Regions from separate parts of the Mus musculus genome. Here region 1 is linked to region 2. The links are chromatin loops, found by intact Hi-C in ENCODE. Cell type or tissue: left cerebral cortex. All regions are shown on one strand.

Region 1 (8,000 bases), 76 kb before region 2:
ACTACATACAAAGGTCACACTTTATAGATTAAATGCCTTTATACTGCTCTATTTAGTATACTAAATATGCATGGTAGTACATGCTTTTAACCCCAGGGCTAACCTGAGCTCCAAGCCAGCCTAGACAATAAAATGAGTTCCAGAACAGCCAGAGATACAGAGACCCTATCTCAAGTAAAACAACAAAAACAGAAAACAAACAAAACCCCACTGTCATCCTAACATCTCTTATGTCTTCATGACACCCCCATACCTAATTCTACTCATACTATTTCTGGAATTTCTCAATATATGGAAAAATCTCAATACCCTGAAATTCTGATCACATCTTCTGGGACAAAAATACATCCTCCCTCTTGAAAATAATCTTTTACATAAAGTCCCCCCCCAACAGAAGGCCTTTAAATTCAGAGCTTAATGGAACACTATTCTAGGTACAGATTCTTCCCCTATCAAAACATATAATCAGGTCCATTTCCAGTGTAACTCTATAGCCTGTATCCATAGTAGCACACAGGCTTGCTGTGAGAACCAAAGAATTAGTCAAGAAGTATGGTAGTACATACTCATACTCTCAGAATTCAGGAATAAGAGGGAGGGGGAGTATGGTAAATTAAGAGACCAATCTACTGTGGTGTTTCAGATCAACCAAAGATACATAAGATCTTGCCTTAACAAACAAAAACAAAAACAGTAGGATTATGGTGGCTCTCTGTGAATTCCAGGACAGCCAAGGCTACATAGACAAACCCTGTCTTAATTCCCTCTCATCAAAAAAAAACCCAAAATAAAAGTGCAACATTATTTTTCTTTGTTAATAAACATCTGCCAGGCATAGTAGAGAACACCTTTAATTCTAGCACTGAGAGGTGATCTCTGAGTTTAGAGCAAACACAATCTAGTTTAAAGCAAACATGATCTAAAGTGAGACCCTGCCTCAACAAATATAAATTGAGTACAAAAAGATACTAAGACAAAAAGCGAGTTGGTATACGTTAAGAGCAAAATATGTAAGGACCAGTACTGTGGGTAACAAAGAGTTAAGAGTCATACATCCAAGTCTGAATAATATATTCTCTCATTTTTAAGTGGAGGCTACTACTAAGTCACAAGTCTTTAAAAGAATTAGCACACAGCACACCAATAATAATTTTGAGGTGTAAAAAGGGAGACCTATTTGCTCCTAGCCTTTCTGTATTGTATTCACTTGGGAGGTTTTAAAACATTCCAACCATTGTCCATCACAGAAGAAACCTAAGCACTGAACTCACTACAAACTACCAAAGTGACAGTTCAGTTTTAACTAATACTGCAAAGCAGAGTAATATGAGAGTCCATTTGGGAAGCCCTTGAAGAGAGAAAAAAAAGTAAAAGCAAGCTTATCTTTGCAGGCTGGTATCTGTTTCTGTAGTCATTAAAAAAAAAAAAAAATCAAAGGACAAAGTAACAGCAAAGCTCTAACAGCACACACTCAAATAATACAGAGCTTCCATTTCTAATCTTGAGCTAACAATCTAATGTGCCTTAAAAGTACTCTTCACCAAGTACACAATCACTTTTAAAAAGTACAGGAAATAAGAGTAGAGCATGATGGTACACATATGTATTCATAGCACTCAGGAGACAGAGCAGCAGGATTCAAGGCCAGCCTGACCTACAGAGTGAAATGTTGTCTGAAAACCCCAAACAATGGGGCTGTAGAGATGGCTCAGTGGTTAAGAGCACCCATAGTTCCCAACTTCCTGTAACTCCAGCTCCAGGTGATTTGACACCCTTTTCCTGCCTCCAAGCACTGGCACTCACCTGTGTGCATACACAGAACACTTAAAAATAAAAAATAAAATTAGGTATGCAGCTCAGTGGTAGAGTTCTTGCCTAGCATGCAGGAGGTCATCAATTGATCTCTACTATCAAAAACTAAATAAATGGGCTAGAGAGATGGCTCAGTGGTTAAGAATATTGGCTGTTCTTCCAGAGGGCCTGGATTCAAGTAATAGTACCCACATGACAGCCAACAATTGTCTAAAATTCTAGTGCCAGGAGACCCAATGCCCTCTCTTGGCCTCCATGTACATGCATGTTGTGCATAGACACATACGCAGACAAAACATGCATTCTCATAATATTTTTAATAAAAAAAAAAGCAAGCTAGTGAGAAGGTTCACTAGGTAATATACATGCATACTTAACAAGCACGAAAACCTGGGTTCAAATCTTAGTCAAAAGGTGGGAAGAAAAAGACACTCTGTGCTTTTAAAAGAGTTTGTTTCAAGAACTTTGTGATGCAAAAATAACAATTATTTTTCACCCACACTACAAAACTAAGTGCTGCCACTTTCTCAGGTATCCTCCATTAAGCCAGTCTGAGACCACTCAGGTTCTTTCCCACAAGGGCTATTTCATCTGATACTTCCTATGCACATTCTGTCTGTCAAATGACTCAGCCACAAGTTATCTATCTGAATACAGACAGTGGAAATTTAAAACTGTACCATAGGACCGTGTTCTATTAAAAATGCAATCTTTCATATAGAAAGGCTCTAGCGGCATTGCATTCTATATATAGGAAATAATTTTTTGCCCCTGCAACAGGGTTTCTTTGTGTAGCCCTGGTTGTCCTGGGCTCTGTAGACCAAGCTGGCCTTGAACTCAGATAATCACCTGCCTCTGCCTCCCAAGTGCTGTGATTAAAGGCATGCATTACCACTCTGGACAGAAATTAACTTCCTTAAAGCTTTTTAAATAAGGCCCTCTGAAATCCTAGAAAGTGAACCAGACGTGGTAGTACACACCTGTAATTCCAGCAACTGGGTGGAGGTGACAGAAGCAGAGGCGTTGTTCTGAATTCAAAGCCATCACAGTCTACACTGTAGACTCTACAGTTTGCCCAGGCATCTAACTCAAAAACTGAAAACAACAAAGACTAGAAGAGGGAATCTGATCCTACAAGGCATCTCTATGACAAAAGCTGAAAAATCTGAACATGAGACTAACTAAAGGTGCTCAAGTGTAGCTCAGAGGTAAGAGTGCTTGTCTAGCATCCTCAAGACCCCGAGTTCCCAAGAGGATGGAAGGGAAAGTTAAAAATGAGCACACTCCTAAGCTGAGCCTTTCTGGTAGTAAAGAGAGGCCTCTTTATCCTTTTAGTACTATGGGGTGAACCCCAGGACCTTGTGCATCTTGAGTAACTACTCTATTAATGGGCTATAATCTACACACTCATACACGACAGGCAAGTACTTATGTAGCTTAGGCAAATCTTGAGCCGAATCAGCTCTGGAACTCACGCAGCCTCTCCAGTGCTGAATAACACACAAGAACCAGTTAACCAATGGTGTTTTACTTCTCCCTAACTAAGATAAAAGATATGAAATTTCCTCCAGTAACAAAATAGCCATTACTTGGTAAATGCTTCACTAACAAGTGTTTTAAGTACTCTCAACTCCCAGAGTCCTAAAACTTCCCACCTTATACATTTGATGGAAAACAAAAATTCAGAGACATGGGCTGCTGATTTTAGAACCAAAATGTTTCTCCAGACCTCCTCAAGCTGATATATTAGTATATCAGTATGAGGAGAGTTTCACAGGAGCAGAATCTTATGGTTTCCTCCTTGAAGAAAACTTTTTAGGGCTCAGAAAGACCACCCTGTGGTCTGATATTAGGAATCGAATCTAGGGACTTTGGAGTGCCAGGTTATTGCTATGTTTTCATCCCTCTTTTTGAGAGTTAGGGTCTAGCTCAATTTCCCAATGACTAAATGGCAACCTAGACTGAACTCACTCTATATAGTCTGGCCACACTTTGCACTCTGGATCCTGCAGCTTCCCACTCCTCCCAAAAGGCTGGGACTCCTCAGGCCATGCTAGGACACTTATAATAACGAATCAAGGTCCCTAGACAGATCTCCAAGCAGGATTCCAAAAAAGGGATGATGACGTCTGTCTATTTTAATTTCTGAAACCCCGAAGTGGTGCCTCTACCCGAACACTTTAGGTCTGTTGCTAAGGATGAACACTGAGCAAGCAAAGACCATTTCTCCCATTGGTACCAACTGCACTTTAGGAAGTAGGACTATAAAGAGGGGAAAGAACTCCAGCCCAGGAGCCCGGGTCCGGGGCCATTCTAATGGAAGAAGCACTTCTTGCAGAATGAGGGTAACACCGGTGTCTCGGAACCCCGCAACAAGAGTCATGTCGACACCTTCCGGGTCGCGCCGCCGACCGTACACGTGACACCTCGCACGCGCAAGCCTCCCGCCCCTAACTTCTCAGATCTGAGAAACTGAGACAGAATACTTCCACTACTATGGATTGTATGCTGAAGGGTTGAAACTACACAGTCTTAATGGTTCAACCCTCGAGACCCCAGTGAGAGGTGCTGCGGGCCCTGATCTCCCGCAGCCCGCGCGCCATCACTGCTCTGAGAATAAAATACCAGGCCACAGGCCTGAGGCCTCGACGACGCGCTCAGACAGCCAGGAGGCTGAGGCAGCGGAGGCAAGCGCTGTCGGCAGGGGGCGATCCATTAGGCTCTCCTGGCTTCGTCGTCGTCACAGCCTTGGCCGCCCCCAACTCTCGGCAGGGAAAAGGCCTGCGCAGACGCCGCGCCGCCGTGGGAGAAGAGAAAGCGGCCCACAGACCTAACGGAGCTGCGAAGTAACCTGGCTGGAGTTAGAGAAGGATCAATTGCTGTTAGACTACTCACCCCTTCGGGCCCGGAGCTCCGTTGCCGCTCGGCACGCAGGGCGCGCCGCTCTCTTCCTCCATTTTGGGTTCTGTCGCCGCCACTTCGGCTGCCGCTTCGACCCCTGCCGCCATTTTCTCCGCGTCTGGGCTTTGTGTGAGGGAGCGGGCTCTGTCGAGCTGCGCCTGCGCGCTCACGTGACCCCGAACGACCAGTAACGCCTCCTTGTGCGGCGACCGGCTCCCGCTTCCTGCTCGCCTCGGGTCACGCCCCCTGGACGTCAGGCCACGCCTCCTCCAGTGGCAGGCCTCACTTCCCGATGTCCGCAGATACAGTTGGGTTGTGGGACAGGGGGAGAGATATGTGTCGCTCATTCGAACTTACAATACGAGCGCACATACGGACCTAGTCGGTCCAGCTTACTTTATATTTTTCCGTTTTGTTTTACTCATTAGCTTTCTTTTTTGAGGCAGGGTCTCACTATGTAGCCCTCCAGCCTCTCCCTACCTACCAAGTGCAGGAAATAAAGGCAAGCACCACCACGCCTGGCCTTTTCTTTCTTTTTCTTTTTTCAGCAACTTCATATATGTATATCATGTATTTTGCGCTTGCTTGGGGTTTTGCTGTTGTTGTTGAGACAGTTTCTAGCCAATACTGGCCTTGAATGTCTGAGCTGCCGCCTACACCTCTTGAGTGCTAGAATGATAGGCCAGAGGAACCAGGCTAATCAGTGCTAGGAATTGAACCCAGTGATTTGAACATGCTAGCAGTCTATCAACTTCAATCCCTGACCCTATACTGTTCTTTTATCATATTCACCTACCATTGCCCTTTTATTTCCCGCATTTCCACTGTACCTTCTTTCCAACAAGTTCCTCCATGTACCTCCTTGTCTTTGTTTTATGACCTACTGAGTTGGGTTTGCTTGCAAGAGCATAGATTAGGGGTTGATTTATTGGGGCAACTAAATAGGTGGCTACAACACTGAGGAAAATGACACCTCTTTCCTCCAGCATCTACTACCAATAGATCTTCAGGGAAGGGTGAAGCCTCCCAAGGCTCCCCCACCCCAACATGATGAGGTTCTATCTTGTGCAAGTAACCACAACTGCTTTGACAATGTCCGTGGCATGTCAAGGAGAGATCAGCTTTCCTTAAATGGAGAAAAAATATAAAAATTATGTTGGCAGGAATTATTTTTATTGGGGGGGGGATGGAGGGGGAATGATTGAATACAGGCTTTGAGCATGCCATGGCTGGCATGTGGGAATTGATTTTCTCTTTCCAGTAATCAAATTTAGGTTGTCAAACTTGGCAGCAAACATCTTTACCCACTAAGACAGAGCCAACCCTGCATGCAGAATTCTTGACAGGTTAATATCAAACTAAAACTCTCCATGTAATTCAAAGCATTAGAAGAGATGTATAACAGAAACCTCCCTCCCACCCTTTTCCGACTCCTCTTTTCCCCTTCTTTCCCCTCCCTCCCTCCTATTCTATCTCTCCTTACGGCACCACCCTGACACCATTTCCTGGGACCCTACATTCCAAAGTTATGATGAGAAATAGGTACCAAGCTTGGTAGGCCAGAAGAGTGAAGATGCTTGTGTGTTTTTACATAAATTTTTTTTTTATGGATATCAGTTCACCAGTCACCCAAGGCCTGATCACATCAGCTCTGTTCCTCAATCATATTGTTCCAGTCACGAAGTCTCCCAACCTGCTCTTCCTATGGGCCAGATTCCAGCCTCTGAGTCTTTACTTTCTGAAAAATTGACTTCCCCTTGAGTTTCCAGTCAGGGCAGCAAGATACTACCATGCATGAGCCTGTGTACTAGGCAAGAGATGGGTGCAGAAAACAACAGGGAAGACCAGACTGTACTGGACCCACTGGGATGATGAGACTGCTTTTCTGAGGCTCAATTTGCTCATCTGGAAGTAGGGTTAATGAAAGACTCCTGCCAGACAGTAGTAGTACACACCTTTAATTCCAGCACTTGGGGGTCAGAGTAGGTGGATCTCTGTGACTTTGAGGCCAGCCTAATTTACAGAGTAAGTTCCAGGACAGCCAGGGCTACACAGAGAAACCCTGTCTCAAAAACAAAAACAAAAAAAAACCCAGTAAGTAAGCAAAATGCTCTCCAGAAACCACCTTTTAGGGCTGTCCTGCGCATACAATGCAGGAAAATGCCAAGAGCCCTGGGCTGTTACATAATTCAGCATGCAACAAGAACTCAAAAGTGAGCTGGCCCGGCATGGTGGCACATACCTGTAATCTCAGTGCTCCAGAGGCAGGCACTAGAGGAGTACCACAAATTTGAGAATAGTCTATTTATATTATTCCAGGGCCAACTAAACAAAAGAGAATGAGGAGCAACTGAAGCTGTTATTACCACAGCCATATTCTACATCTCTCCTGAGTCTGCCAGAGGGTAGGGCACAAAGCTTAACACTGGGGCATCCCCAGCTCCTAAAGATGTAGAACTTCAGATAAAGGTCTTCATATGTTGAGCCTCTGTCTTCCCACCTTTAGAAATCAAGGTAATAACTTCTTCCCCAGAGAAGAGGAGAGATATGAAACAAGCTCAGATTTGGGTCTCATCCATGGTAATCCCAGATTGGTATAGAGAGTATTATCATTAGTTATAATGAATTTATGGGATCTGGCAAATTGGAAATAAAAAATATGTGAAAATTGTTCTTACCTTTTTCCTTTTGGAATGGAACCAGGACTTCCCACATGATAAAAATATTTTGTACCTATGATGGTTTGTATATGGTTGGCCCGTGGAGTGGCACTGTTGTAGGTGTGGCCTTGTTGGAGTAGATGTAGGCTTGTGGGTGTGGACTTTAATGCACTTGACCTAGATGCCTGGGAGTCAGTCTTCCACTAGCCTCCTTTAGACGAAGATGCAGAACTCTCAGCTCCACCTGCACCATGCCTCCCTGGATGCTGCCATGCTCTTGCCTTAATGATAATGGACTGAATCTCTGAAGCTGTAAGATAGCCCGAAATTGGATGGTGTTCTTATAAGAGTTGCCTTGCCGGGCAGTGGTTGCACATGCCCTTAATCCCAGCACTTGGGAGGCAGAGGCAGGCGGATTTCTGAGTTCAAGGCCAGCATGGTCTACAGAGTGAGTTCCAGGACAGCCAAAGCTATACAGAAAAACCCTGCCTTGAAAAACAAACAAATAAAAAAAAAAAAGAGTTGCCTTGGTCATAGTATCTGTTCACAGCAGTAAAATCCTAAGATTGTACAATTGAGTTACATACATGGCCCTGGTATACTGTCAAGTTTTTATTATTATTATTA
Region 2 (8,000 bases):
CTATAATTAGGTACAAATAAACAACCTCACTCCTGGGGCTGAAGAAACTATTTATGGAGGAAAACAAATGGCATGTGGCCACCCACTCTTGAGACCTCTTGGCCCCAGCCTTAAGGACAAAGGGGCCAAAGTGTGATGTGGCTGCCAAAAACTGTTTGTGTATGAGCCAAGCACTGTCTCAAGCACAGACTTGTGGCCCTCCATGTCAAAGAAATGTGACCAAAGCCTAGGATAAGGAGGTAGAGACAGACAAAGTTGGTGGATCCAGCCCTAGGGTTTGGGGGTGGGGCAAGGCTCCAGACTACTATACTTCCTGAGTTCCTACGGGTGGCAAAGAGAGCCACAAAGTGACAAAATCAGCCCCTGTAAACACTTTTAGTGCAACCATAGATTTTTTTTTCCTTGAGACAAGGTCTTGCTACATAGCATAGGTTGACCTTGAATTTATCTTCTTGCCACTGAATATAAGATGACTCTCCAAGGCTGACCAGGTCACCACCATTGTTATAATGGCTGACCTGCCCTAAGCCTGAGCCTCTGAAGGCTGTGAGTCTCAAAAGGGACTGGCAGGTGCAGTGTATTCACATTCTGAGGGATTTGCCATATACAGGCAAGTGAAGATAGTGGCCTGTCTGCTGCTAGCTCTCTTCCCTTTTCGTTTCCTAGCACTCCTTTTTCTAATTTAATGGTTTAAAGTCTGAATGGAAAGGACAAATGTTAATCCTCAGATGAGATGGAAGGAATGGAGAGGACACCTAGGGTAAGCACAGACAGAATGCTAACCTTGGGGGTTAGGCAGCTACTGTGACTTACTGAAGAAGGTACCTGCCAGACCAGGAAAGGAGGCCAGTGGGGGAGGGCAGTCGGGGCAGGCGGCCACTCCCCCACTGCCAGCTGCTGCAGGAGCTGATTGGTGCTTCCAGGAAGTGAGTTCTGGAGACAAGTACCAGTAATGGCAAAGGAGTTCCATTGCCCCTGACCTAGTAACTGCTCTTCTGGGAACGCACATCAAGGAACTAGCCCACAGGGCAAAGAGAGGACTAGGGCACACATTCAATGCCAGGCTATTTATAACAGTAAAAAGCCGAAAACAAGCAGGGAATGATCACAGATGCCTGGATGTGCTGACTGGAAGAGAACAGATCCCCTGCCCTGCCTAGAAGCTTCCTCTGGGTGGTCTGAGTGGGGACAGGCCCCTAACAGAGCAGGATTTGAATCTGTCCCACCCATCACCAGAGAGCCTTTCAAATCTCTGGTCTCCAAAACCTTTCCAAAACGTACTCTGCCTCTAAAGTGATACCCGGAATCTAACACCTGCTAATTGGTCTCACATCTGGATAGAGCCCACTCCCAGCCCATGGTGCTGTGTGGTAATCATATCTTTGCAGAAATCTGTCTGGCTCCATCTCAGGAGCCTTTTGCCCCAAGGATACCCCAGTACCTCCACAGTCCCAAGATGCCAAGGCTAGCTTTGAGGACCAGGACACACTCCCAGAAGGGCAAAGGTATGTCCCCTGAGGATCCAGGAGTTAGCTCTCAAAATCATTCACTATCAATCAGGGAGTCCAGCATGAATGGTTAGAGGACCCAAAAGCTCAGTTTGGCATAGAAGGTGTCACAATGCCAGAGATCCCTAAATATGCTCATCAGAAAATGAGGAACCCCAATGACACGGACAGAGGCTCACTAAGTAGGAAAGCTCTTCCTGTAATTGGATACATATGTGTTGAAGGAAGGAGGTATAACAACTGTCTTTTCCATATCTAAGCTTCAATCTTTGCCCCTAAACTTAACCTCTAAGTGGTAAGATCTGTCTTGGGCTCAACCTTGCTCCACCCTTAGGAACCTGCCTTTCTGAACTTGTTTCCCCCCCCCGCCCCCCCCACTTTTTTTTTTAAAGACATACTATGGATGTGTAACCTAAGTTAGCTTTTAAAAAATTTAAAAGAAGCCGGGCGTGGTGGCACATGCCTTTAATCCCAGCACTTGGGAGGCAGAGGCAGGCGGATCTGTGAGTTCGAGGCCAGCCTGGTCTACAAAGTGAGTGCCAGGACTACACAGAGAAACCCTGTCTCGAAAAAAAAAAAAAAAATACAAGAAAAATCTCATTCTGTTGACTTGCCACTCCCACCTCACCCGTTTATGTAGACCAGGCTTGCCTTGAACTCATGGAGCTCTGTCTGTCTCTGCTTCCTGAAGCTGGGATTAAAGGTGTGTGACACCACACTCTGCTAAATTACACGATTTTTTTTCAGTTTATCTCTATATGTGATGTGGAGTACCTGTGACGGGCAGAAGACAATTTGCAGACTCTCTTCCACCATGAAGGTCCCAAGATTGAACTCAGGTCATCAGGCCTGGCAGTGTACACAAATACCTACGCTACCTCACCATCCCAGATTGGCTCTGAACTGCAAAGAAATCCTGTCTTAAGTCAGGGTTTCTATTCCTGCACAAACATCATGACCAAGAAGCAAGCTGGGGAGGAAAGAGTTTGTTCGGCTTACACTTCCATACTGCTGTTCATCACCCAAGGAAGTCAGGACTGGAACTCAAGCAGGTCAGAAAGCAGGAGCTGGTGCAGAGGCCATGGAGGGATGTTCTTTACTGGCTTGCTTTCCCCTGGCTTGCTCAGCCTGCTCTCTGATAAAACCCAAGGCTGCCAGCCCAGAGATGGTCCTACTTACAAGGGGCCTTTCCTCCTTGATCACTAATTGAGAAAATGTCTTACGGTTGGATCTTATGGAGGCATTTCCTCAACTGAAGCTCCTTTCTCTGTGGTAACTCCAGCTGTGTCAAGTTGACACAAAACTAGCCAGTACATCCTCCTACCTCCAACTCTGAGTACTGGGATTGCAGGTGTGCACCACTACTGGCCTGTTTCCTGGATAATATGGGCTGTATAAACTAATAAGGAGGAGTAAAAGGGACCATTATTAAAAAGTTTCAGAATAGTACAGGTACTGCATTTAACGTTGTCCATGTGTGGTTTTTCTTTTTTTCCTTTGAGAAAGGGTTCCAGTAATCCAGCCTGGCCTCTGCACTTTTGATCTTCCTACCTCTGCCTCCCAAGTGTTGCGACTACAGGCCTGCACCATCACCAAGGCGGTGTTAGTGATAAAATCCAGGGCTTTGAGCATGCTGCTGCTAGGAATGCTACCAACTGAATCACTTCTCCATGAATATCAAGAGTTTGAACTAGTCGACAGACAGGCCCCAATCTACCCAATTCCAAAGCACCATAATATAGGGTTCCTGCACATGATCCAGGCTCCACTCCAAGGTAGGCCCCGGGTGTGTCAGTCAGTCCTAGAAGGCTCACACCAATCAGGCTTTGTGGGCACGCCCACAACCTTCTCCTTCGCCTTAACACCAGCTACAATCCTGCTTTCAACGCAGTCCGCCCGCCAAACCCAGGAAAGCCCCGCCCCTCGGGACGCCCCGCCCCAACGGCCTCTCCTACCACCTCGGGCCCCACCCCCCCAAGGCCCCGGCCCCGCCCCGGCGCATCCGGGGTCCGTAGGCCTCGCCGAGCCTCCCTTTCCTCACCACTGCGTACTAGGGCCCGAAGCCTAGCGAACTCCACTTGCCCCGGCTTCCTCCGACTCCCAGCCCGGATAGGCCCCGTTGAAGTCCGGGCCTCCACCCTGAGCTCTCTGTTCCTGTAGCACGGCTTCGGCCCTCCAGTCGCTACCGCCACCTCGCCTGTCTGTACCCCACAAGGCGCACCTTTGAATAGGTAATCGTACTCGTCGTCCCGGGTCCCCATTGTCCTGGCGCTTCCGGCGGGATCGGCGACTCCGCAGCCCCACCACAAACACCCGTCGGGGGCGGAACCGGCGCCGCGTAGAGCGGCGGTCTAAAGGCCAGTCAACGGTGAAAGCGGTAGTGACAGGCACCTGGACAAGCCAATCAGGCTGAGAAACCGAGCTCGGGGGGTAGGAGCCTCCTGGGATCCACCCTTCTAGCCCTCGGTCTCCCGGAGAAAGGCGGAAGGAATGCGGACCTTTTTGAAATGACAGATTCAGCAGCCTATCAAAAGCAGATGGGGGAAGGCGGGACGGAACACTTGAACAATGAAGTGGATTGACAGAGTGCGTAACCAATGAGAGACTGAACTCAGACTGGGCCTTCCAGCGAACCTGTAGGGGAAGGGAAATTGAGCTACCTCTAGGTGACGTTACGGACTTTAACGTCCTGATGACATCATAGATCAGTGGGTCTCCTCCGACCTCTTATTCTAGCCCCATAAATGACCATTTCCGGGCGTATGTTCGTTGATTGGGGGTGCCTTCTCTGGGTTGCAGTTCCCCAGTTCTTTGTTTAAATACAAAGCTTATGTCAGTACCTCCAAAACAAATGGGGATCCTAGGCTTTTTTATTTGTTCCTCTTCTCAAAAAGTTCTCTTGTTTTCTGCTTTCACCATTACTCATATTTTTTCTTTTCTTTTTTTAAGACAGGTTTTTCACTATGAAACCCTAGCTAGACTGGAATTGGTGATATGGATCAGACTATACCTGTCTGATTTTCTTTTTTCTTTATTGTTTTTTTTTTTTTTTTTTTTTTTTTTTTTTGTGACAGGGTCGCACCATGTAGCCCTGGCCATCTGGAACTTGCCCTGTATAGACCAGGCTGGCCTTGAACACAGAGAGCTGCCTGTCTCTGCCTCCCAAGTGCTGGGATTAGAGGCATTGGCCACCACCACCCAGCTTGATTTTGTTTGTTTGCTTGTTTGTTTGTTTGTTTGTTTGTTTGTTGAGACGAGGCCTCAAGTTACCCTGACTAGCTTCATATTGAAGAGGGAGTAGAGATAGAGAAAGGGAGAGAGAGTGGCAAGGAGGGGGGTGGAGAGAGAAGAGGAGAGGCCGGCCAGGGAGAAGGGGCAGAGTGTAGGATAAGAGAGGAGGGGGGCAAACAGCCCCTTTTCTAGTGAGTTAGTCATACCTAGCTATTGCCAGGTAACTGGGAGCCTAGAAGGAATGATAACAATACATATTTACTTTGAACTAACTTCTTTTTTTCTTGTTCTGTTTTATTTGGAGCACAGGGTCTCCCTGCCTAGAACCTGATATTTAACACTGAGAGATCCACCTGGCTCTGCGCCGCTAAACACGCCACCTCGTGCTAGCCAACTTTGAACTTATGATTCTCTTGTACACTGGTAACTTGGAAGTTACCTCTCGGGGGCTGGAGAGATGGCTCAGTGGTTAAGAGACTGACTGCTCTTCCAGAGGTCCTGAGTTCAATTCCAAGCACATGGTGGCTCACAACCATCTGTAATGGGATCTGATGCCCTCTTCTGGTTTGTCTGAAGACAGATACAGTGTACTCGTCACATATATAAAATAAATAAATAAAATCTTTTTTTAAAAATTTACCTCTCTGATTTCATTTTCTTTCTCTGCTTGTGTATTCCTGAGATTATGTGGCTCATTTGGGCCATGAAGTCTTTGTTTAACAGATATTAAGAGATTGGGAGAATAGTAAGGAACAGCAATGCAGCTTAATTTTATTTATGTGTATGTGTGTTATGTTTGCATGTTGTGCACTATGTGTTTGCAGTGCCCATAGAGGTCAGAGATGATGTTGGATCCTTAACTGGAGTAATAGACAGTTGTGATCCACCATGTGGGCACTGGGAATCAAACCTGGGTCTTCTGTAAGAGCAGCCAATGATCTTAACCACTGAGAAATCTCTCAAGCTGGAAGCTAAATTAATTAGAATGCAAAGGCTTGATTTCAATCCCTAGCACTGAAGTGGGGGAAAAGTTATTACTGGCACTATAACAGGTGTTTAGAAGCTGCTTTGGGGCTGAAAATGGGGCTCAAATGAGAGTTCTTAGTATGCACATAAACTGGGTGTGGTGGCATATGCCATTAGGAGAGTTGAGTCCAAGGTCATCTCCTGCCACATATGGAGTTTGAGGCCCTTACTAAAACAAACAAAAATAAGAGGCTAGAGAGATAACTCATCCACTAAGATCACATTCTGTTCTTATAGAAGACCCAGGTTTGATTCTCAGTACCAACATGGTGGCTTACAACCATCTGTAACCACAGTTTCAGGGGATCTGAAACCTTAGGGTCCTGTATTCATGTTTCTTTTTCTTTTCTTTCTCTCTCTCTCTCTCTCTCTCTCTCTCTCTCTCTCTCTCTCTTTCTTTCTTTCTTTCTTTCTTTTTTTGCTTTGTTTTGGTTTGGTTTTGGTTTGTTTTGGTTTTTGGTTTTTTGAGACAGGGTTTTTCTGTGTAGCCCTGGCTGTCCTGGAACTCACACTGTAGACCAGGCTGTCCTGGAACTCAGAAATCCTCTGCCTCCTGAGTGCTGGGATTGAAGGCGTGCACCACCACGCCCGGGTTCATCCTTTTTTTCTTAAGTTTTTATTTTTGGAGACAGGGTCTCTCTGTGTAGTCTTGCCAGTCCTAGAACTCACTATTGAGTCAAGATTAGTCTTGAACTCACAGAAATCTGTGTGACTCTGCCTCAGTAGTGCTGAGGTCAAAGATGTGTGTCTCTATACCAAGCTAAAGCATATGTTGAAGCAATAGGGTGATAAATTCTATATAGGGAATGATGCAGGGTAAGAGGGAAATGTTACATTGGAAACTGGTGCTGTAACTGGAGTCGGGGGAAAACCCAGCCTCTGGCAGCTGAACAAGGTCTTAGTTAGGGTTTTGCTGCTGTGAACAGACACCATGACCAAGGCAAGTCTTATAAAAACAACATTTAATTGGGGCTGGCTTACAAGTTCAGAGGTTCAGTCCATTATCATCAAGGTGGGAGCATGGCAGCATTCAGGCAGGCATGGTGCAGGAGGAGCTGAGAGTTCTATGTCTTCATCCAAAGGCTGCTAGTGGAAGACTGACTCCTAGGCAACTAGGATGAGGATCTTAAACTCACACCCACAGAGGCACACCTACTCCAACCAGGTCACACCTCCAAATGGTGCCACTCCCTGGCACAAGAATATACAAACCATCACAAGTAAGGCTAGCCTAGTTAGCCCAATATGCCAATTAAAGAGATAGATAAAAAGAGTGTTTGCTTAACAAGAACAAAATCCTGGATTCTATAAACAGAACCACAAGTTTGTGTGTGTGTGCATATATAGTGTATGGCAATCTCTAGGCTAGCAGGAGCTACATGAGACCCTTTCAGAAGATGATGCAGGCATGTCTCTGTGACCTCAAGGCCATCCTGGTCTTTATAGTCAGTTCCAGAACTACATAAACTCTGAAGACAGACAGACACAGAGACACAGAGAGAAAGTTTATTTTTACTTTGTGTTCTTTTTAAATATACAAAATGGTATTTTGGTATACAAATGCGTTTAAGACCTGTAGTTAATTTTTGTGTGTGTAGCAAAGTGTCTGATATCTAAGGAAAGCTGTGGCATACGTTGCAAATGTATTGCTGTCTTTCAGAATGTTAGGAACACAAAATATGCATCACTTTCTTGATCTAGTTACTTTTTGTTTTCTCTTTCTAGTGACTAGGACCAAACCTAGAGCCTATATGCAAGTGCTTAGTGACTGAGTCACACACACAACCAGCCCTCACTTAAACTTTTGTAGTCACTAACAGAATTATCAGTACCAAGAGGGCAGGGGACTGTGTGCACAATGTTTCTGTACTCTTGTACTGAGCATCTGTTGAGTGAAGAATAACATAACTGCAGAGTCCACATGGTAGTTAAATAATACTTGTTTCTATTCTGGGTTTGGGGAATCCTGACTTTTTTCCACTTGTCACCCTTGACTACCTCATTCTGTCCCTCATCCTCCTGCATTCCTCAGCTAATCTTGGTTATTGGCTTTACATATTCAAGAAAACTAAACTACAGTTGAGGAATTATCTCCACCAGATTAGCCTATGGACATGTCTATGGACATTTTCTTGACTGCTAATAATTGAAATAGGAGAACCTAACCTATTTCAGTCAGTACTATCCCTAAGCAGGTAGGCCTTGACTGTAAGAAACATAGTTGTACATGAGCCT

What was found. Peaks named below come from ENCODE experiments on the same cell type or tissue, not always from the same donor. Only the 100,000 strongest peaks of a DNase experiment are listed, where the experiment ranks them.
Region 1: a loop joins it to region 2, with 4 times the contacts of the local background. A loop is called at or near these places in 3 of 42 quality-filtered maps.

The regions. Positions count from the first base shown.
Region 1 is chr17:33,680,560-33,688,559 of GRCm38, forward strand. It overlaps Hnrnpm (heterogeneous nuclear ribonucleoprotein M), which reads right to left and starts at 4,899. Exons shown (of 16, transcript NM_029804.3): 1 at 4,708-4,899. The coding sequence starts at 4,820. It also overlaps a transcript of Marchf2 not described here. In left cerebral cortex, a CTCF peak has its summit at 4,516; DNase peaks (open chromatin) are centred at 4,259, 4,564, 4,903 and 5,689; H3K4me3 peaks cover 2,365 bases; H3K27ac peaks cover 1,805 bases.
Region 2 is chr17:33,756,494-33,764,493 of GRCm38, forward strand. It overlaps Rab11b (RAB11B, member RAS oncogene family), which reads right to left and starts at 3,993. Exons shown (of 5, transcript NM_008997.3): 1 at 3,730-3,993. The coding sequence starts at 3,769. Gm17251 (a long non-coding RNA gene) reads left to right here and starts at 3,365. Exons shown (of 2, transcript XR_003952408.1): 1 at 3,365-4,094; 2 at 5,049-5,374. In left cerebral cortex, CTCF peaks have their summits at 4,151 and 5,294 (motif pointing left); DNase peaks (open chromatin) are centred at 113, 960, 3,415 and 4,019; H3K4me3 peaks cover 1,780 bases; H3K27ac peaks cover 1,694 bases.